7 separate regions of the Homo sapiens genome follow, and all the other regions are linked to region 7. The links are chromatin contacts, found by Hi-C or POLR2A ChIA-PET in ENCODE. All regions are on one chromosome and are shown on one strand. The core of a region is the stretch at or near the end of the contact, and the rest is flanking DNA. Distances in the headings are between cores, read along the strand shown. Region 1 overlaps GRB2 (growth factor receptor bound protein 2). Region 2 holds the start of JPT1 (Jupiter microtubule associated homolog 1). Region 3 overlaps GGA3 (golgi associated, gamma adaptin ear containing, ARF binding protein 3). Region 4 holds the start of NUP85 (nucleoporin 85). Region 5 has its middle 17 kb from the start of CD300LB. Region 6 holds the start of SLC25A19 (solute carrier family 25 member 19). Region 7 holds the start of FDXR (ferredoxin reductase).

Region 1 (2,845 bases), core at 62-2,561, 470 kb after region 7:
CCTTTCAACCCAACTGCTCCACCTGCACTGGGAGCTTGCACACACAAGCCCTGAAACTGGAGTGATGTAATTAGATGCTTAAAAATTAAGTTTTATTCAAATGTTTAAGTATACAAAACAGCTACTGAAGTGTCGGGTTAAAAAAAAAAAAGAAAGAAAAAGAAAACAAAACAGCAAAGAACACAAATGAATGTTGAAGAGCTCGAGGTGGCAGAGACCAGAAGCATCTGAGGATGAGGCTGCACCTACAAAGATTGTTTCATTTGCTGTGGCTTTAGGTGAAAGCTCACATCCTTCACAAATAATTTTTATTTTATTACTGTTACTATTTTTTTTTTTTTTTTGAGATGGAGTCTCGCTCTGTCGCCCAGGCTGGAGTGCAGTGGCACAATCTCGGCTCACTGCAAGGTCCGCCTCCTAGGTTCAGGCCATTCTCCTGCCTCAGCCTCCCGAGTAGCTGGGACTACAGGCGTCTGCAACCACGCCCAGCTAATTTTTTATATTTTTAGTAGAGACGGGTTTCACTGTGTTAGCCAGGACGGTCTTGATCTGACCTCGTGATCCGCCTGCCTCGGCCTCCAAAAGTGCTGGGATTATAGGCGTGAGCCACTGCGCCCGGCCTACTATTACTACTACTACTACTACTACTACTACTACTATTATTATTATTATTATTATTATTATTATTATTATTATTATTTATTGAGACAGAGTCTCACTCTGTTGCCCAGGCTGGAGTGCAGTGGCACAATCTCGGCTCACTGCAACCTCCGCCTCCCAGGTTCAAGTGATTCTCTGCCTCAGCCTCTCGAGTAGCTGGGATTACAGGCACCCGCCACCACGCCTGGCTAATTTTTGTATTTTTAGCAGAGATGGGGTTTCACCATATTGGTCAGGCTGGTCTTGAACCTCTGACCTCAGGTGATTTGCCTGCCTTGGCCTCCTGAGTAGCTAGGATTACAGGCGCCTGTCACCATGCTCAGCTAATTTTTGTATTTTTCATAGAGACGGGGTTTCACCATGTTGGCCAGGCTGGTCTCGAACTCCTGGCCTCAGGTGATCTGCCCACCTTGGCCTCCCAAAGTGCTGGGATTACAGGCATGAGCCACCGTGCCCGGCCACAAATAATTTTTAAAGGCCTAGTCAGACTCCTGAGCATGAGCAAGCTGCTCCCATCACTGTGTCTTCACTTGCTTATTCACTCCCTCTGCACAAATCCACGGGTGAGCTCACAAAAAGTTTCCTTCAGCTTTAAAATCTCCAAGGAATGTTTTTAGCTATTACCCCACAGCTGCATTTTCTATTCCAACCCCCATATTCCCTCGAGTTATGACTTTGTAGCCACACGACACTTTGGTTTAACGGAAGCAGATTGATCAAGAGATGAGATTATAAGAGGAGGAAGAGACAAGTTTCAGTGAAGACAGTTCTTTTTGTTTTTTGGTTTTTTTTTGCAAAGAGACTGAAAATAATGTTAAGAGCCCAAATCAGGAAGAAATTTAAGAGATGAGGAATGAGGTGAGCTTTACACAGAAGAATTAAAAATATACAAGTCCTTTCTGTGCTGATAGCACTCACGCAAATGGTCAACTTTCCTAAAATTCACTGGACTTTCTCTAAGAAGTGTGGCAAGCATCAACCCCACAAAGTGACACAGTACAAGAAGGGAAAGGATTCTCTGTATGCCCAGGGAAAGCGGCGTTATGACAGGAAGCAGAGTGGCTATGGTGGGCAGACTAAGTCGATTTTCCGGAAAAAGGCTGAAACCACAAAGAAGACTGTGCTAAGGCTTGAGTGCGTTGAGCCCAACTGCAGATCTAAGAGAATGCTGGCTATTAAAAGATGCAAGCATTTTGAACTGGGAGGAGATAAGAAGAGAAAGGGCCAAGTGATCCAGTTCTAAGTGTCATCTTTTGTTTTATTATGAAGACAATAAAATCCTGAGTTTATGTTTTTTTTTTTTTTTTGAGACAGAGTCTTGCTCTGTTGCCCAGGCTGGAGTGCAGTGGCACGATCTCGGCTCACTGCAAGCTCCGCCTCCTGGGTTCACGCCATTCTCCTGCCTCAGCCTCCTGAGTAGCTGGGACTACAGGCGCCCGCCACCACGCCCGGCTATTTTTTTGTATTTTTAGTAGAGAGGGGGTTTCACTATGTTGGCCAGGATGGTCTCGATCACTTGACCCCCTGATCCACCCACCTCGGCCTCCCAAGAGTTTATGTTTACTTCAAAATATATATATATATGTACAAGTCAATGGAAGGGGACATGAAGGAACTCTAGAGGTGCTGTTTATCTCACATTTCCTGACCTGGGTGTGTTCTGTTTGTGAAAGTTCACTGACCTATAATGATATATACATTTTCCTTTTTCTTTCTTTCTTTTTTTTTTTTTTTGAGACAGCTTCAGTTTTCACTCTTGTTACCCAGGCTGGAGTGCAATGGCGCCATCTCAGCTCACTGCCACCTCTGCCTCCTGGGTTCAAGTGATTCTCATGCCTCAGCCTCCCAAGTAGCTGGGATTACAGGCGTCTGCCACCACACCTGGCTAATTGTTTTGTATTTTTAGTAGAGATGGAGTTTCGCCATGTTGGCCAGGGTGGTCTTGAACTACTGACCTCAGGCGATCCACCCGCCTTGGCCTCCCAAAGTGCTGGGATTACAGGCGTTAGCCACGGCACCTGGCCCTTGCACTTAATTTTCTATACAAATTATAGAAAAAGGTGTCATTTAGAAAAATGGCAAGTATTTTGTTTATAGATTGCTGCATTTTGAAATAAGGGGATATTTTCTGGCCTGAACATATTCAGTCATCTGTAAATGAATAAAAAATAGAAATCATAATTTT
Region 2 (2,700 bases), core at 33-2,532, 280 kb after region 7:
TGTGCAATTAGCTGAGACAATGTGGACACCTTCCACAGAATCCAAACCCTTCCACCAAGTAAGTTAAGCAAGGACTTGGAAAAGGGTTCCTGTCCAAACACTGTACCCAGTGCCCCAAGCCCAAAAAGCAGTGGGAAGAAGGGCAAGAAAAATCCCCCGCTTCCCAGGTAGCGCTACCACGTTAGAGACAATGGATGTCTCCGGCCCCGCCCAAGAACAAGAAACCTCCTCCTGCAAGGGAACCAGGGCCAGGGATGAACTCACTGGGCAAACGTCAAAGGAGGAAGCGAAGGTAGGATGCAAAGGCCACGGTCCGAAGGTTTAAGCGCAGAAAACCCACTCGGGTTGGCTCGTTCCCCGCGCCCGCCCCCGCCCCCCGCCTTAGAAATGAGCGCAGGGATGGGGAGAAGGGGTCTTTCCTTTGTTAGGAAGGGGAGACACTTGGAAGAGGGGAGGCACTTCGAAGAGGGGAAGAACGATTGGGTCCTCAATGGGGGGTGAAGGGTCGCGATGACCAGCCCCGCTCGACCACACATGCACCTGTCAGGTAGGTCCGAATAAGGAGTGGGGGCACGGCGAGGGTAAGGAGCCCGCCGGACCTGATCGATCCGGTCTCCGGATCCAATGGCTGCGCGCGAGAGCGAGACCAACCGCATGCCACGGGGGAGAGACAGGAGCGCGTGGCCCATCAATGGGACAATAGGACCTGACCATGCATGGGGCCCTAAAGGATCCCCGGGCACCTGGGGGGCCAAGCCCACCACCCTGGGGATGCACCAGCCGGGATGCACACAGGAGAAAGCGAAGCCCTCCCCGAAGGTTCCGATTAACGAAAACCGGCCGTGCTCCGAGGGGCGACCAGCCCCGGCCTCCTCAGCCCCTGACTCCGTGGAAGGAATGAATGGAGAGCAGCAGGGACCCGGGTGGGGCCGGCGCGCAGGGCTCGCCAGGCGGCACAAAGGCGGCGCCGACGGCAGAACCCCGCCACCCGCCCCGGCGCGAGCACAGCGCACGGGGCTCGTTACCCGCAACGACCGGCGCGAGGCCCCGCCGGCAGCGGCCCTCCCAGCCCCTCAGCCCCGCGCGGCTCGGGCGCGACCCGGTCGCCTCACCGGGAGCTATTCCTGCTGTTGGGGTCGACTCCCTTGAAGGTGGTGGTTGTGGTCATGGCGCCGAGGAGCGAGGTAGGCTGGCGCCGGAGCAGAACGCTCAAAGGGTCGGACCCGAGGGGCGCTGGGAAACTCCACACCCAACAGCCGACCACCGCTGCAGGAGCCGCCGCTGCCGCCTGTCCGGCCGATCGACGCCTTTATAGGGTTTTCAACCCCCGCCCCCTAACCCGCCGGCATTGGCCGATTCAAATGAATTCTTTCATTCCTATTGGCTCTCTGGAGTGCCAAGCACCATGCGGCATTACGATGGGCTGTGGCGGCCACGGCTCAGCCTAAGCCCGCCCCCTTCCTGGACTGGGAAGGCCTTGGGACTCTCTCCCCTCCCCCACCCCAAAATCTCGGCGATGATTGGACGGAAGGCGAATCTACCTCGCGCTGGGTGGAAGTCGTGCTGGCTGTCACTGTAAAACGTTACCTGACAGAGGGGGAAGCTCTTTCTTGGGGAGTTACAACCTCGGCAAGCAGAAGGGAGATTTGTCACTGTTACTGTTCTCTCATTTGCTTTACTGATGGTGGGATAGTAAGGGCATCCTCCTTAAAGGATGAAAAGTACTGCAACAAGTTGACATTTATCTGTTGAATACCTACTGTGTGTCCCATTTAGAAACCTAATAGTCTCAAAGCAGCCGCACAATGAGTCAGCAACAGAGAGCGCACCAAGATGATCCCTTTTAAAAGGACTGGAAATTCCTTACATTTTAATGTTACTGTTTAGTTGTAATGGGTGGTGCATGTACTGGACCAAAATTACAGTCGCTCCTATTTGGGGGCCTATTCTAAGGCTGGTTAATGCCTGGCACCAGGAATGGACTCATTCCCTGCTACCAAGACTATGGAAGCAGCTCAGGCCTCTGCAGCTGTTTATAACCCTTAAGTCATGACTCTTCCACCTGTCTGGGTAAATCTATCCATGCGACAAATGCAGACACACTTGGAGGATTCAGGAATGATGGTTTACAAGATCATAATAGGAAAGCCTTGGGCAAAAGAGGGCAGGCCCTTCTCATGTCTTGCATATTTCCTCAAGGCAGATGTCTTTGCTTGTCTCAATATTTCCATAATAATTGAACCACATTCCTCTTTGCAAAGCCACCTTTCAGGTAGTTGGAAGTTTGTATTCTGGGCAGTCTAGGTTAACCACCCTCCCCCCCCGGGCTTTCATGAAAAGCCAGTGAGAAGTTCTGTTCTAGAAAGCACGGATGATGCATTTATGTGCTTACCACAACAGCACGAAGCGCACCACTTGTTTGTGTTAGAATCTTCCCTTCTTTTTTTCCTTTCTTTTTTTTTTTTGTTTTTGAAGTGGAGTTTCGCTCTTGTCACCCAGGCTAGAGTGCAATGGCGCTCAATGCAACCTCCACCTCCCAGGTTCAAGCGATTCTCCTGCCTCAGCCTCCGTAATAGCTGGAACTACAGGCGTGCGCCACCACCCCTGACTAATTTTTGTATTTTTAGTAGAGACGGCGTTTCACCATATTGGCCAGGCTGGTCTCAAACTCCTGACCTCAGGTGATCCATGCTCCTTGGC
Region 3 (2,700 bases), core at 27-2,526, 370 kb after region 7:
TCATTTTCCTTCCTATCCCTAGTTGGGCCTGTCATGAGGCCAAATTCCATGTCCTGCCAAGATGTCCATAGGACACAGCCTGCCACTGCCAGGGACAAGCACACAACTCATCACTCCGTGGCCATTCCAGGACGATGCTGTCCACCAGAGGCAGGGCTGGGGACTTTGCAGTATGCCAGTTCCTTATTCTGGGCCAGGCACCTTCCTGGGCCACCTCCCTGGGGATGGCAGCAGGAGCTGGTTGGCGGGGGAAGCATGGAATTGCAACAGGGCTGCAGCCCCTTGGGCCGTGCATCTGTCAGGTGTGAGGATGTGGCTCTTGTGGGGAATGACCCATGACAGTCTCTCTTTAGAGACTCCCACCCCCCACCCCCCACCCCAGTGGCTTCAGTGAATGCCAGTAGAAGGAAGCAAACACCTACGCCAAGCCTGGGGGTCCATGTTCCCGGGACAGCAGTGAAGTCAGGGGCCACTCCGCACCCCTGACAGCATATGGCCACTTCAAGTCACACAGGTAGATAAAAACAGGTCCTTTTAGGGGCCAAAGGAGAGGTTATCACAGCAGCAGTTTGGTTCTCAGCAGAAATGCCCAGGGCCCCTGTTCCACATCAAAGCTACAAGCACTGTTGTCAGGGCATGGAGAGTGACGGGACCAGAGCCCTCCTCGTCTCAGGGCAGCCTGCCTGGCTTCAAGGTGGAGATCACAGCGTCCTCTGGGGTCATAGGTTCCCCCACTGTTCCACAGGAGGGAACTGGTCCACCTCGCCCACCTCTGTGCTCAGCTGCTCCCCCAGGGCGAAGGTCAGCTTATACCGAAGCCGCACCTTCTCCTGTGACAGAGGGCAGCAAGTGAGATCCAGCCCAGGCGGCCCCTTGGCAGGACGCCCTCTATTCTGCTACCCTCTCTGTGCTAGAGGAATGGTCCCTTTTCCCCGCAACCCCCAACCATGCTCAGACACTTAACCTAAGGCAGCAAAGGGATGTGTCAATCCTACAGTCAAAACACTTCCAGCTGGGAGGTGGTGGGCCTGACGTCCTAATCTGGGGCAGCTGGGGCCTCAGGCTGGGACCCCTGGGTTCTTTGCTGCTCACCTTCAGTGGATTGGCCAGCAACATGACCTGGGTGATGGCTGCAGGTGGCTGGATGGGGCTAAATGGAGAGAGTTCTGTCCCAGAAGGTGGCTGCAACTTCACTTTCATTGACTAAAGAGAGAGAAACTCCTTTGAAGAGAACTGGTAGGTGCCCCCAGATGGAACCTGCAGTGCACACACACACTGCCACCTGCTGGCTGCAAAGGCCTCTACACAACAGGGTCAAGATAAGGCCGTTTTGGCCCCAGGGAGACACTGGTACCTTGGGCACTGCAGCCTGCAGCACGATGCTCTTGACAGGTAAGGGAGCCGTGTTCAGCATGGACACCACCACCACCAGCACGTCAGGTCGTCCTGGGGGACACTCCTTGGCAAAGTGGAAGAGGATGCGGAAGCCGTTTTTATCGTAGGCTGTCACAGGAAGGGCACTGCCTGTAAGAACGTGACGTGAGTGTGGGAGGAGCAGCACCAGAGACACCCAACAGAGCCCCGGCGGTGAGGAGAAAAGGGCTACTCCGTGGTCATGATGAGTCCAGTGCTTCCTAACGGAATCTGGGAGAGGCGCTCAGTGAGGAGCTTAAGACTGAGAATGCAGGCAGGGAGGCCTGCCTGGCTTTAAGGGACCCCCTGCAAAGAGTGCCTGGATCCATCCCTGTCGCATGTCCTACAGCTCCGTGGCTATAGGCCCCACCGCCCCACCCACCTCAATCCTCCAACACCTACTAGGCTTGATCGATTCCAGGGGCACGTGGATGCTGGCCAGGGAGAGCTCAGGCCCCTTCGGGGGGCTGCCCTGGGACTGGAAACTCAGTGGCTGGAAGAGCGGGCTGCCGGGCCCCGTGGAGAAGGGCAGGAGGGGCCTGGCTGGGGTGGTGGTGGGGATGAGAGGGGAGGTAGTGGGTTTCACCAAGCCCGAGGTCCTGGGAGGTGGGAAGGATGGAAAGCACGTCAGAGAGCCAGCCAGAGCTGCAGGACTCTCACCCAAGGCCCCTGACCATGCTCTTACCCAGGCCCACCCCTTGCCTTCCAGCCTGACTGATGGGACTACAAGGCACCCCCACCCCTTCAAAGTTAGCTCTGGTTCTGACACATTCAGGCCCAACCCTCAGCAACCCCACATCTCCTCCCACTCATTACACTTTGGCCTCTTCTAGAAGCTGATCGAGGGCATCCAGGTGGTGCAGCGCGCTGTTGCCCAACGCCAAGCCATGGTGCCCAGGGACTGCGGGCTCAACTTTTGGGGCCAAGGCTGGGGCCACTCCAGTAGAAAACAAGGAGGAGCCCGCACTGGGGGCAGGAACACTGGCTGGGACCACAGGAGCTGGGAAGGGAGGCGGCAGTGGAGCTTGGGAGCTGCTTGAGGAGGGGGCTGAGGGCTGGAGCAGAGGAGCATCGGAGGCGCCACAGGCAGCGGTCCCCGGCCTGGGGCTGAAGAAGTCCAGGTCGGACTGTTCCCTCTATGAACAACAGAAAGGGTGGTGAGCCGAGGGCGGGTGGGGAGGGCCTGCCGCTGGAACGGGGCGCAGCCCTCCAAGGACTGCACGGAAGACAGCCCCGGAGGCACTCATTGTTCCCCGCTGCAGCTGGCACGCTCTGGAGGGAAGGACA
Region 4 (2,873 bases), core at 224-2,723, 330 kb after region 7:
GACCTTTTCCTTCCTCAACCTTTCTATAGATTTCTAAGAATAAGGTTTTGATGAAGTAGTTTATGTATCCTTCTTTTTCAGTTAATCCTAATGGAAAACGGTTGGAAAAATGAAACAATTATCTTACAACTTATTTTTCTCTTTCCTCTCCTCCCCTCTCTCTAAAAGAGTGTGGCTCCTTCCCCTCTCTTTTCCCCTTCCTCTCTCTAGAGTGGTTAACTCTCAAACTGTATTTAACTCTGGAAAAGTTTTCAATTACACAGGCGATAACTCCAACTTGAGGTATAACGGAAACTTATTAAGAGAAAAAGAGCAAAATAATTTTTTTTTGAGACTCAGCAAAATAATTTTTTTTTTTTTGAGACGGAGTCTCCGTCTGTCGCCCAGGATGGAGTGCAGTGGCGCGATCTTGGCTCACTGCAACCTCCGCCTCCCGGGTTGGAACAATTCTCCTGCCTCAGCCTTACGAGTAGCTGGGATTACAGGTGTCCGCCACCACTCCCGGCTAATTTTTGTATTTTCAGTAGAGACGGGGTTTCGCCATGTTGTCCAGGCTGGTCTTGAACTCCTGACCTCAGGTGATCCAACCACCTCGGCGTCCCGGAGTGCTGGGATTACAGGCGCGCGCTACCAAGCACAGCTAATTTTTTTTTTTTTTTTTGAGACGGAGTCTCGCTCTGTCTCCCAGGCTGGAGTGCAGTGGTGCGATCTTGGCTCAATGCAACCTCCACCTCCCGGGTTGGAACAATTCTCTTGCCTCAGCCTTCCGAGTAGCTGGAATTACAGGTGTCCGCCACCACGCCCGTCTAATTTTTTATATTTTTAGTAGAGACGAGGTTTCATCATATTGGCCAGACTGGTCTTGAACTCCTGAACTCCAGTGATCCACCCACCTTGGGCTGCCAAAGTGTTGGGATTAGAGGCTTGAGCCACAGCGCCGGGCCTTCAGGGGTATCGATTTTGTTCCCGTGCCTCTTGTGTGTGTTCTAGTGTGGAAGTGGAGGCGATTGCTTTCCAGCACAAGCCCGTTTGACTGTCGGGGTTTGGACAAGTGGCTGCGACGACACTAAGGTGGAGACCGGGATGTAGCGAGGACTCCCAGAGTTGGGAGACGTTGTACGCTTACTGGGACCTAAATCCCGCACGAGTTCCCACCCAAGTGCCGCCGCCCCAGCCTACGCACGCGCATTCGCACCGTCTCCAGCCCCGGGGTCCTCCTGCCCCTCCCGCCGTCTCCGGGGGCCTTTTCTCCGCTCGGCACCAGGGTGTCCCCGGCGCCGCCTGATCCTGTTAGCGCGGTACTCTGAGTGCAGTCAGTCCTCGGCGCTGTTTTCCCTGATTTGCTGTCGACGCCAGGAAGGAAGGACGCGTGCAGAGGACCGCAGAGGGGTGGCCGTGGCTGAGAGGAGACAGCGCCGCAGCACTGAGGGTTTGGGCTTGCAGGCGCTGCAGGAGACGCCCAGGCGGAGTCTTGTCTCGCAGCCAGCTCTGAGCGGGAGGCCTGAGCGGGAAGCATTGGCGTCCGAGCGACTTCTAGGAGCCTGGGGTTCGGCGCTATGGAGGAGCTCGATGGCGAGCCAACAGTCACTGTAAGGGTACCCCGAACAGGCTTGCTCGTCCTTGCGGGTTGAGAACTGCGTCTGCTTAGTTACTTCAGGCTTGTCTGCTTCCCTAGTGGTCGCGAGGCGCTCGTCCCCTTCCCTCGACTCAGTTGCCACTTTTCCGGAGGTCGCAGTGTTAACGAGGTGCCCGCCCTAGGGTCGCAGTGGTCGCGGGGTTTCTGCCACCAGTCACAAACCCCGGCCTCGAAGGTCCCACTCCGTCCCTTTCCTTCCTTTGTGTTCCTGGCCTTTTTACTTCCCTTGCTTTTCCTCTTGGGCATTAGAGTGGGTTCAGCCCAAGCAGAGGAATTTATATTTTTATTCCAGCCGTATTAAGCTCTGCATCGCGGCACATTGAGCTTCTGCCTGTGTGGCCTAAGGTTTATTCAACGTATTATCTCAGGAGACTATTCCTGTTTTATCGCTGTGCATTCAATTCCATTTGAACTTTGAAGACAGTATGTCAACTGTGGATGATCTGTGATGTGTATAAAAAAAATTCACGCGCTTTATGTACGAGATACCTACCGTTTCTGCTAGTTGGATTGCTCTTGTTTTCCCTCTTGTTAACCAGAAGTGACTGAGGCAGGTCTCAACCGATAAAGGTTTAATTAGCTAAGGTTGAGGATCCAACCGGGAAAAAGCACAGGTCACAGGAGGATCTGAGACCTGTGCTTTTTCCAAAGATGGTTTTGGGAACATCACTAGTTAAAGAGGAAGGAGCTAGCAGGAGGGGCAAAAAAGGGAGGTTAGGCAGTGAGGAGGCAAATGATTACATTCTTGTGAGTCGGTGATTAGCCTCAGTAAATCTGCATTTTACCTGTGAAAAGAGGGAGCAGAGGAAAATTTTATGTATGCATTCATCTCAGGGTAGGTAGAGGGATTATGGTTATTATTACTGTTATTTTTTAGACGGAGTCTCGCTCTGTCTCCCAGGCTGGAGTGCAGTGGCGCGGTCTCGGCTCACTGTAACCTCCGCCTCCCGGGTTCACACCATTCTCCTGCCTCAGCCTCCTGAGTAGCTGGGACTACAGGTGCCCGCCACCACGCCCGGCTAATTTTTTGTACTTTTTTGTATTTTTAGTAGAGACGGGGTTTCACCGTGTTGGCCAGGATGGTCTCAATCTCCTGACCTCGTGATCCGCCCACCTCGGCCTCCCAAAGTGCTGGGATTACAGGCGTGAGCCACCGCACCCGGCCGATTTCTGGTCTTTTACTTGTGAAGATAAGCTGGTAGTTGACATTGTCAGAATCAACAGATCTTGATTTTAG
Region 5 (2,700 bases), core at 128-2,627, 360 kb before region 7:
TTGCAGCTATAAAAACTAAGGTTTAGGTTGGTGAGGGGGTGTACCCGAAGGATGACTCAAAGGGTACTTCACGGGTAAAGGAACTCAGCTCAAATAAGGTGACTCAAGTCTATTTACAGCCTTGTCCAGTGTGGACTCAAGAATAGCCTGGCCTACCACCCTGAGCTGTCAGGGAGGACAGATGAGATGGACATTGTGAAAATGGGGTACTGCCAGCCTTTAAAATGCGGCGAGTGCACAAGTCACGCAGTGCTGTTATCAACTCATGATATAAGTTCCTCTTCCCTCCCCCGACTGCCTGTGTTGAGTCTCAAATTCATCCCACTGCAGGGAGGTCAGAAAAAGTTCAGAACTTCTTTCTGACCTCCCTCTTGTGGGATTTAATGAGGACATGAAGTGGTGACATTGAGGTGGGAGTTAAGGAGAATGTGCTGGGCTTGGGGCCCAGCAGATGGACATATGTTACCTGTGCCCCTGGGGATGATTCTACCTTCTAAAATGGGCCATGGAAACCTGGTTTCATGTGGTTGGGTCAATCCCCCCAGTGCTTCTGAGGTTGATGAGTTAAACGATGCAAAGGCCATGGTTGGGAGATCTCCTCTTGGGATACGACTTTGGTGAATTTACCTGGGTCTGGTCCTCATTCCTGCAAATCTAGAACCCGACCACCATCCAGACAAGAAGAGAGACTGAGACCCTACAATAACTCAAGTGATTTATTTTGGGGACACTCCTTTCCAGGAAGCTGAATGCTTGTGACCCTCATCTGTTTTTCTGATTTCAGCTGCCTGGGAGGTTGCCTGAGCAGGCAGGAGGCAGCTCATGGGCATGGACTTGAACTGATGCCTCGAATGGCCTGCCTGGCCTTTGTCTTTCTTTATGTTCCATTACCAAATATTCTGCTCCTGGAATCACAGCCTTTGTTTTTATTTATTTATTTATTTATTTATTTATTTATTATTTTAAATGTTTTATAGAGATGGGGGGTCTTGCCAGTACAGGCTGGTCTCAAATTCCTGGGCTCAAGCAAACATCCTGCCTCAGCCTCCCAAAATGCTGGGATTACACAACAATGCCCTAAAATAAGACTTTCAGGTGAAGCTTATGCATGTCTTTCCTGCTTGGTGAGTAGGGTATGATTAGAGTTGGATTTTTCCATCCCATATTCACTCTACAGAATCAATTTAGTGTTCTGCTTATCTATGGGACATTGATGTCATGTGATGGGTGATGTCATGTGATGGGTGATGTCATGTGATGGGTGATGTCATGTGATGTGTGATGTCATGTGATGGGTGATGTCATGTGATGCATGATGTCATGTGATGGGTGATGTCATGTGATGGGTGATGCCATGTGATGGGTTATGTCATGTGATGGGTGATGCCATGTGACAGGTGGTCATGTGACAAGGTGATCCTGTGATGAGTGGTCATGTGATGGGTGATGTCATGTGATGGGTGATGGGATGGGCGATGTCATGTGATGGGTGATCATGTGACAGGTGATGTCATGTGATGGGTGGTCATGTGATGGGTGATATGTAATGGGTGATGTCATGTGGGGGTGGTCATGTGATAGGTGATGTCATGTGATCGACGATCATGTGATGGGTGATGTCATGTGATGGGTGATGTCATGTGATGGGTGATCATGTGACAAGTGATCATGTGATGGGTGATGTCATATCATGGGTGATGTCATGTGACAGGTGATCATGTGACAGGTGATCATGTGATGGGTGATGTCATGTGATGGGTGATGCCATGTGACATGTGGTCATGTGACAGGTGATGTCATGTGATGGGTGATCATGTGATGAGTGATGTCATGTGATGGGTGATGTCATGTGATAGGTGATCATGTGATGAGTGATGTCATGTGACAGGGATGTCATGTGATGGGTGATCATGTGATGGGTGCTGTCATGTAATGGGTGGTCATGTGATGGGTGATGTCATGTGATGGGTGATGTGATGGGCAATCATGTGATGGGTGATGTGATGGTGATCATGTGACAGGTGATGTCATGTGATGGGTGGTCATGTGATGGGTGATATCATGTAATGGGTGATGTCATGCGGGGGTGGTCATGTGATAGGTGATGTCATGTGATGGGTGATCATGTGATGGGTGATGTCACGTGATGGGTGATATCACATGATGGGCGACATCACGTGATGGGCGATCATATGATGGGTGATGTCATGTGATGGGCAATATCACGTGATGGGCGACATCACGTGATGGGCAATCATGTGATGGGTGATGTCACATCATGGGTGATCATGTGATGGGTGATTGATGTCATATGATTCCAGGGGGAGCACCTGTTCACCAAGCAGGGGAGAGGCTGTGAGTTCTCTGCCACGCTGGTAACACAATCTCTACTGGGGCTTCCTAGTGCTGACTGCTGCAGGTGGCTCATCATAGCACACCAAGGGCCACCACAGGGACACATTACCAAAGGAAACCCCAGAAGACACAAAACATCCCCTTCTTCCTCCATAAACTTGGGAGCCAGATGTTGGGTGACATCGTTCACCATCTCTGGCTGCTCTGGCCTTGCTGGAACCCCCTGTTTTCTCTTTCTCCTCTTGCATCATGATAAATGGCCGATCATTAATGGATGAAAAGTGGTGTCTCTGACACAAAGGCTCAACGAGGCGTCTCTGTCAAAGGGTCACACTAGATTCTATA
Region 6 (2,859 bases), core at 151-2,650, 420 kb after region 7:
ACTTGGGAGGCTGAGGAGGGAGAATCACGTGAGCCTGGGAGGCAGAGGTTGCAGTGAGCTGAAATCACGCCATTGCACTCCAGCCTGGGCTACAGAGTGAGACTCCGTCTCAAAAACAAAAAAACAAAACAAAACAAAAAAGAAAATGACGCTCCTGGGCTCCCCTGACTCAGACCTACTGACCTCTTCAGCCTCACTCTGGACCACTCTTCCCCTTCCCTCATTTAACCAGAGTGGTCTGACTGCTTCTGCCCAGTTCCTGGAAAACTCGGGGAGCACTCCTATCAATTGCCTTGCCTCTACTCCTCCAGTTCCCTACGTCTGAAATACAGCCCCACTCTCAGCCCCTACTCACTTTTTCAAGGCTAGCTCCTCTCATCCACCAGAGCTCAGCTAAAAAGCATCCCTTCCAGGAGATGTACTTTTTTCCTTTTTTGTAAAAACAAAAAACAAAAACAGTAATACCTACATACGGTCTGTAGAGTTGTACAAAGCATAGAAAGAAGTCTGTAACCACACACATCAACAGGTAGTTGGTAACTGATCACAGGGAGAAGGGCTGAGAAGGGAAAAAGGAAGGTAGACCTGTCGATAATTCTATACTGTTTGAATTTGTTATGGCAAAAAAAAAAAAAAAAAATCCCTAAAACTAGCCTTCAGAATTACCCTAGTTCTTGAATACTTGTAGTAGTGGGGGTGGGGGTGGGGGAGGAGGGGAGATACTACCTACAGGATGGCAGCCTCCACCCCAGACATCAATTCCTTTTCTCCTCTCACCCACCCTGGAACTCCTCCCCAGGCGCCCATGAGGAAGTTTAAACACGCGGCAAGCGACTGAGAGGCAAAACCTCTCCAGGGGTTACCCAGGGACCGCTCAGGTCACACTGAGCAGCGTGTTTCCCGCCCATCTGGGCAGAAAGGAGGAGCAAGCCCGAGTGGCAGGTGTCCTGGATCGCTGTCAGGAGACCGGAGCATACCAGGCTCTTCCTGGTGTTCGGGTGCCCATGTGCCCAAGGGCTCAGCTGAGCAAATCTGCAGAGGTCCCCGTGTGGGTACCTAGGTGTCCACGTGTGCCTCGGGGTGTGTTTTTTCTCCTTGAGTCCGAGGGGACGCCCTGGAGCTCAGGTGCTCAAGGGCGTGCGCGGGGCTCGGCCGCCGGTGTCCCTGGAGATGCTTCTCTGGTCTGGTGTGACACGTGTGTACACAGTCCCCGCCCTCTCGTGAGCGCCCGGGTGCGTGTGCTCCCTCCCGACCACCCTGAGGAGCGAGGGTGCTGGTCCCCGAGAGGGCGGCGAGAAGGACGGAGGTAGAGGTTACTCACACGGCTCGGCGGGTGCGGCCCGGCTCAGCGCTCTCCGCTCTCTCTAGCTCCTCGCGCAGTCTTAACAGCAAAACTCTACTGAGCTCGGACGAAACTGGCGGGCTCCTGGGCCAATCACCGTGCAGCTCCCCGCCAGACGCTGGACCAATGGTTGTGCGCTTGAGGTCTGGCAACCGCCTCCCGCAAGATATCACCGGGTAATGTAGTCCTTCGCGACCAAGGGCAGGACAGCTGGACGGCGCACAGCTTCCTGGGAGATGTAGTCCGGCTGCTCGCGGGCGCGCGAGTTCGACCGACGCGTTAGAAGGAGGTGCCTTGCGAAGCCGGGCTGCGACCTTAGGGGTCGCCGTGCTCTGGCGTGTGACTCGAAAGTCAGCCTGCAGGCGGGGTCCAAGGTTAGGGCGCGGTAGACTTGACCCGCTTTCCTCAAACTCTGTTAATGCCAGAACCCGGATAATCTCAACTTGGTAAAGATGGCAGGAAGCCTAGCAAAAAGCTGGAGGACGTCGGGAAGAGAATAGATGAGAACAGTCCCCTCGGGGACGGGGAAGGCAAAAACACGAGTGTCCCCCCCTCTCACCCCGAGTTTTAGTATTTCTCATTATAAAAGTAATATTAAAAGTATATAGACAGAAAATATAGAAAGGAAGGAGGAAATGACTCATCCTACCGCCCGCACACAACTAGCGTCACGGTTTTGCGCGACAGTATTGCCTCCTGACTTTTTAATTGCATTTTTATATTCGTGTTATCATTTTGACGCACAATTTTAAGACATTTTTATTGTAGAAAATTTCAAGATACACAGAAGTGGAATAACCCGATGAAGCCGCGTAGAGTCGCTCTCCGACCTCAGCAGTTACGCGACTCATGGGGCAATCTTGTTTCCTCTATTTCTGCACCTACCTCGCACGCGCTGCCCAGCGTTATTCTGAAGTAAATACCATCACGTGTTTTCACCAGTAAATATTTCAGTATGTGTCTTTAAAGGACAAGCATTCCCTTTTTAATACGTATACATTATGCTTCACACACACACAAAACTGTCACTCCGACCCCCCAAAAAAACTTTTAATATCAAATATGAATTAGTGTTTACACTTTTCTGAAAGAAAGAAATGTTCTTCTTTTTTTTTTTTTTTTTTTTTTTTTTTTTTTTTTTTTTTTTTTGAGACAGTTTTGCTCTTGTCGCCCAGGCTGGAGTGCAATGGTGCTATTTCAGCTCACTGCAACCTTTGCCTCTGGGGTTCACACGATTCTCCTGCCTCAGCCTCCCGAGTAGCTGGGATTACACGCGTGCACCACTATGCCCAGCTAATTTTTTGTATCTTTAGTAGAGATGGGGTTTTGCCATGTTGGTCAGTCTGGTCTCAAACTTTTTTTTTTTTTTTGAGACAAGAGTCTCACTCTGTCACCCAGGCTGGAATGCAGTGGCACGATCTCGGCTCGGTGCAACCTCCACCTCCCGGGTTCAGGTGATTCTCCTGCTTCAGCCTCCTGAGTAGCTGGGACTACAGGCCTGCACCACCATACCCAGC
Region 7 (2,700 bases), core at 140-2,639:
GAGCTATGGGTGAGGAGGGCATGGCAAGGCAGGTAAAGTTACAGAAAGCGGAGGAGGTGGGTAGCCTCGAGATGTAGGATGTTTGGGATAGAGTGAAGATAGACGAGAGAGGAGGGAAGATGAAGGAGGACAAAGTCATTTTGCAGGTCTACATAAGCCCCCTGGAGTGCTTGGCCAGGGAGGCAAAGCTGACCACCTGCCACTGACCACTCACCACCAATGTGCGTTTTACACCCCTGTCACACTGAGGACGGGAGGGGAGGGGAGCCTCAGGTGTAGGTGAGGAAGCAAGTGGGAAGTGTCCAGGCCAGATGGCTGGGAGCCCCTTCCCCATAAGGCAACCAGGAGTGCTCTTAAAACCCAAAGCGGGTGAGGCTTGCCCTTAGGACTGGAGCAGCAGGTGAATGATGGACTATGAGTAAGTGGCTTACCTTTAGCAGGTGTTGGGCCGTGTAGAAGCCAGCTGGGCCACTGCCCACCACACAGATCTGGGGGGTCTTCTCCTGTGTGGAGAAATGGTGGCAGAAGCCTGGGGCCAGGCAGAGGAGAGGGAAAAGGTCAAAATTAACTTCTCTCCCCAGTCCCAAACCAACCTGAATATCCAACAGAAGCTGGAACTTCCCAAGCTTCACCCTCACCTGCATCCTCCTTCTCTTGTTCCTCAAGGCTTTGGCATTTGCAGGGTCTCTTACTTCATCTGAACCCCCAAAGGCTGTGGGTTCATCCAGAGCCCACATCTCACCCATGAACCTACTACACCACTGCCAATGGCCTGCCCAACAACACTTCATTCCCTATCCAATCGGCTAGAATCCCACATCCTTCCAACGGCCTCCATATCATCCCAATCTCGCCCCCGTGGGTCTCCCCACGGTGTCCCTCCTCTAACCCCTCTCTCTCTCCACAAAACGCTATATTGCCCATATAGACCCGTCTTATTCCTACAGATCCCTGTTTCGACTCAGACTTTCCTCTCGCCCCACAGACCTCCGTATCATCCTCCATTCACCCCGTCTCACACCTGTAGATCTCAAAGTCTCTCCTTTTCACCTTTGTTGACCTCCGTCTCTAACCCTAGAAGCCTCACATCTCACGCACAGATCTCCGCCCACCCCCGTACACCACCGGGATCTCGCCAGCAGGAAGACACCCCTTCAGTCTCACCCTTCTCCAGCCCTGCCCCAGCTCTGCTCCGACCCCTACTCAGCGCTCGCAGGCCTCCCCGCGCTCCCATCCAGCCCCAAAGGCGCCCTGCTCCTACTCGGGGTGCTCCCGGCGGGAGGCAGCCGGGTCCGAGGCCACGCCGACCAGCCCCACCAGCGCCAGCAGCGCGAAGCCATGGCTGGGAGCAGCAACCTGCAAGTGGATCTGTTCCTAGCTACTGCTCCGCAGGGCAAGCCCGCTCCTGCCCGGGCCCGCCCACAAGCGAGGCCCCGCCCCAAACCCCGCCCCCTGCGCTCCGGGAAAGCGGAGCCTTGCGGCTCCACCCCGACTCCCGAGAGAATCCCGCCCCCAAAAGAGAGACCCGCCCTTAACTACGCCCCACCGTCGAAGCCCCGCCCCTCGGAGCATCCGGGGTATACGCGATTTAATACATTTCTCCCCAGGCCTCACCTTCCCTCCAAATCCCGGAAGCCTAGGGTTGGAAGAGAGCGAATCCCCATCGCTGTTTCAGTCCCTCCCCAAGGAAACAGCCACTAAGAAAGGAGCTTATTTTACTTAGCCGCGCCCCTCTCGGGAGGCTCTCGTCGCTCACTGATGACGCAGACGCCCTTGCCATTTGATTGCGAATCCTCCCACGTGACTTCGTCCTAGCCAATCACGAGTCCGGCTCCAAGCGAGCCTTCCCGCCGTTGGGAAATAACCAGAGTGCGGAAGTCTGGGGCGAGGGAGCTCCTTCCCGGAGCCCAGCAGCCTCCTTCTTCGACCCCGGGTGTTGTGCCGATGTAACCCCTCAAATCCCCGTCTTTGCCGGGCCAGGGAGAATATTAAACCCTGGAAAGCTCGTCCCACCTCACCTCCTTTCCCATTACATAGGTGAAGAAAAGCGGGGCGGGGCAGTGGCTTACGTATGGTACTAAGGACAGAGCGTCCGACCCCCGTGCAGCCGAGCCGGGACCAGAGTTGAGGTACTCCCCTCGGGTTCAGAATTTAAGGGGGCTCCAAAACACTCAGTAATCAAGATAAATATAATACTGCAACGTTTTAAAAGGTCAAAAGTAATGCAAAAAGTCTATGATCAAAATGTTTTTAAAAATAAGGACAGGATCCGTAGTCACAGCTGACCCAATAAGCCTAACCCCTCTTCCTTTTCCCCATGGGCCCTCTTGTCAAATATTACTTCCTTGGAGAAGCCTTTTCTCTGACCCGTCCCCTCCCAAGTTCCAAGGAGTTAAAGGCCTCTCATTCCACAGCATCTGACCTTATCCCATCATGACTTACTACACTGGTTGTCGTTTTTAATGAGATTTTAAATTCAATAATAACATACAGAAAAGTGCACAAATCATGAGTGTACAACTTGACAATATATCACAAGGTGTAACCATATAACCACCACCCAGATCAAGAAATAAAACATGGCCAGTATCCCAGGAGTCCTCTGTGCCCTTACTGGTCACTTCCCCTCCCTCCCACTGGTAAGTAAATGCTGTCTGCTTTCTAATAGGTCACTGTGTTTTATGCCTGTCCCACTAGACC

What was found. Hi-C counts contacts between places; a loop is a spot of excess contacts on that map. ChIA-PET counts read pairs that join two places held with the same protein, here RNA polymerase II (POLR2A). Pooled maps may share reads with other maps.
Region 1: a loop to region 7 is called in a pooled map, with 4 times the contacts of the local background. The contact joins the enhancer-like site here to the promoter of FDXR in region 7. A Hi-C loop is called at or near these places in 1 of 37 single-sample maps with no recorded cell type and 3 of 50 pooled maps. POLR2A ChIA-PET finds 5 or more read pairs at or near these places in 1 of 52 experiments (activated B cell).
Region 2: a loop to region 7 is called in a map of naive thymus-derived CD4-positive, alpha-beta T cell, with 17 times the contacts of the local background. The contact joins the promoter of JPT1 here to the promoter of FDXR in region 7. A Hi-C loop is called at or near these places in 1 of 168 maps with a recorded cell type or tissue (naive thymus-derived CD4-positive, alpha-beta T cell), 4 of 37 single-sample maps with no recorded cell type and 13 of 50 pooled maps. POLR2A ChIA-PET finds 5 or more read pairs at or near these places in 3 of 52 experiments (HCT116, OCI-LY7 and activated B cell).
Region 3: a loop to region 7 is called in a pooled map, with 3 times the contacts of the local background. The contact joins the enhancer-like site here to the promoter of FDXR in region 7. A Hi-C loop is called at or near these places in 2 of 50 pooled maps. POLR2A ChIA-PET finds 5 or more read pairs at or near these places in 5 of 52 experiments (A549, B cell, HEK293 and 2 more).
Region 4: a map of MCF 10A shows a loop between it and region 7 (18-fold over the local background). The contact joins the promoter of NUP85 here to the promoter of FDXR in region 7. A Hi-C loop is called at or near these places in 1 of 168 maps with a recorded cell type or tissue (MCF 10A), 2 of 37 single-sample maps with no recorded cell type and 16 of 50 pooled maps. POLR2A ChIA-PET finds 5 or more read pairs at or near these places in 7 of 52 experiments (A549, HEK293, K562 and 4 more).
Region 5: a loop to region 7 is called in a pooled map, with 12 times the contacts of the local background. The contact joins the enhancer-like site here to the promoter of FDXR in region 7. A Hi-C loop is called at or near these places in 6 of 50 pooled maps. POLR2A ChIA-PET finds 5 or more read pairs at or near these places in 2 of 52 experiments (H1 and PC-9).
Region 6: a map of CD4-positive, alpha-beta memory T cell shows a loop between it and region 7 (39-fold over the local background). The contact joins the promoter of SLC25A19 here to the promoter of FDXR in region 7. A Hi-C loop is called at or near these places in 2 of 168 maps with a recorded cell type or tissue (CD4-positive, alpha-beta memory T cell and naive thymus-derived CD4-positive, alpha-beta T cell), 4 of 37 single-sample maps with no recorded cell type and 16 of 50 pooled maps. POLR2A ChIA-PET finds 5 or more read pairs at or near these places in 17 of 52 experiments (A549, CD4-positive, alpha-beta T cell, CD4-positive, alpha-beta memory T cell and 14 more).

Annotation. Positions count from the first base shown.
Region 1 is chr17:75,337,245-75,340,089 of GRCh38, forward strand. The region is part of intron 2 of GRB2 (growth factor receptor bound protein 2); the gene reads right to left. It also overlaps the pseudogene RPL36AP7. Among named protein-coding and RNA genes, the nearest start is that of SLC25A19, 49 kb to the left of the region's middle. RefSeq lists enhancers at 119-228, 1,686-1,855. Within about 2 kb of position 1,312, at least 6 of the 41 ENCODE cell types and tissues checked have a DNase peak (open chromatin) inside an H3K27ac peak, as active enhancers do.
Region 2 is chr17:75,153,230-75,155,929 of GRCh38, forward strand. JPT1 (Jupiter microtubule associated homolog 1) reads right to left here and starts at 1,283. Exons shown (of 5, transcript NM_016185.4): 1 at 1,113-1,283. The coding sequence starts at 1,168. RefSeq lists a silencer at 879-1,118 and an enhancer at 1,771-2,366.
Region 3 is chr17:75,237,560-75,240,259 of GRCh38, forward strand. It overlaps GGA3 (golgi associated, gamma adaptin ear containing, ARF binding protein 3), which reads right to left. Exons shown (of 17, transcript NM_138619.4): 13 at 2,230-2,549; 14 at 1,816-2,012; 15 at 1,355-1,524; 16 at 1,093-1,203; 17 at 1-830. The coding sequence ends at 720. Among named protein-coding and RNA genes, the nearest start is that of GGA3, 23 kb to the right of the region's middle. Within about 2 kb of position 1,277, at least 7 of the 41 ENCODE cell types and tissues checked have a DNase peak (open chromatin) inside an H3K27ac peak, as active enhancers do.
Region 4 is chr17:75,204,206-75,207,078 of GRCh38, forward strand. It overlaps NUP85 (nucleoporin 85), which reads left to right and starts at 1,474. Exons shown (of 19, transcript NM_024844.5): 1 at 1,474-1,589. The coding sequence starts at 1,557. RefSeq lists enhancers at 279-1,213, 1,214-2,147, 1,306-1,485.
Region 5 is chr17:74,512,759-74,515,458 of GRCh38, forward strand. No RefSeq gene overlaps it. Among named protein-coding and RNA genes, the nearest start is that of CD300LB, 17 kb to the right of the region's middle. Within about 2 kb of position 1,378, at least 4 of the 41 ENCODE cell types and tissues checked have a DNase peak (open chromatin) inside an H3K27ac peak, as active enhancers do.
Region 6 is chr17:75,288,033-75,290,891 of GRCh38, forward strand. It overlaps SLC25A19 (solute carrier family 25 member 19), which reads right to left and starts at 1,401. Exons shown (of 8, transcript NM_001126121.2): 1 at 1,322-1,401; 2 at 470-559. RefSeq lists enhancers at 546-1,047, 1,480-1,679, 1,770-1,819, 1,860-1,909.
Region 7 is chr17:74,871,605-74,874,304 of GRCh38, forward strand. It overlaps FDXR (ferredoxin reductase), which reads right to left and starts at 1,390. Exons shown (of 12, transcript NM_024417.5): 1 at 1,262-1,390; 2 at 432-529. The coding sequence starts at 1,340. RefSeq lists enhancers at 742-1,642, 1,440-1,734, 1,690-1,919, 2,540-2,700 and silencers at 1,130-1,259, 1,300-1,529.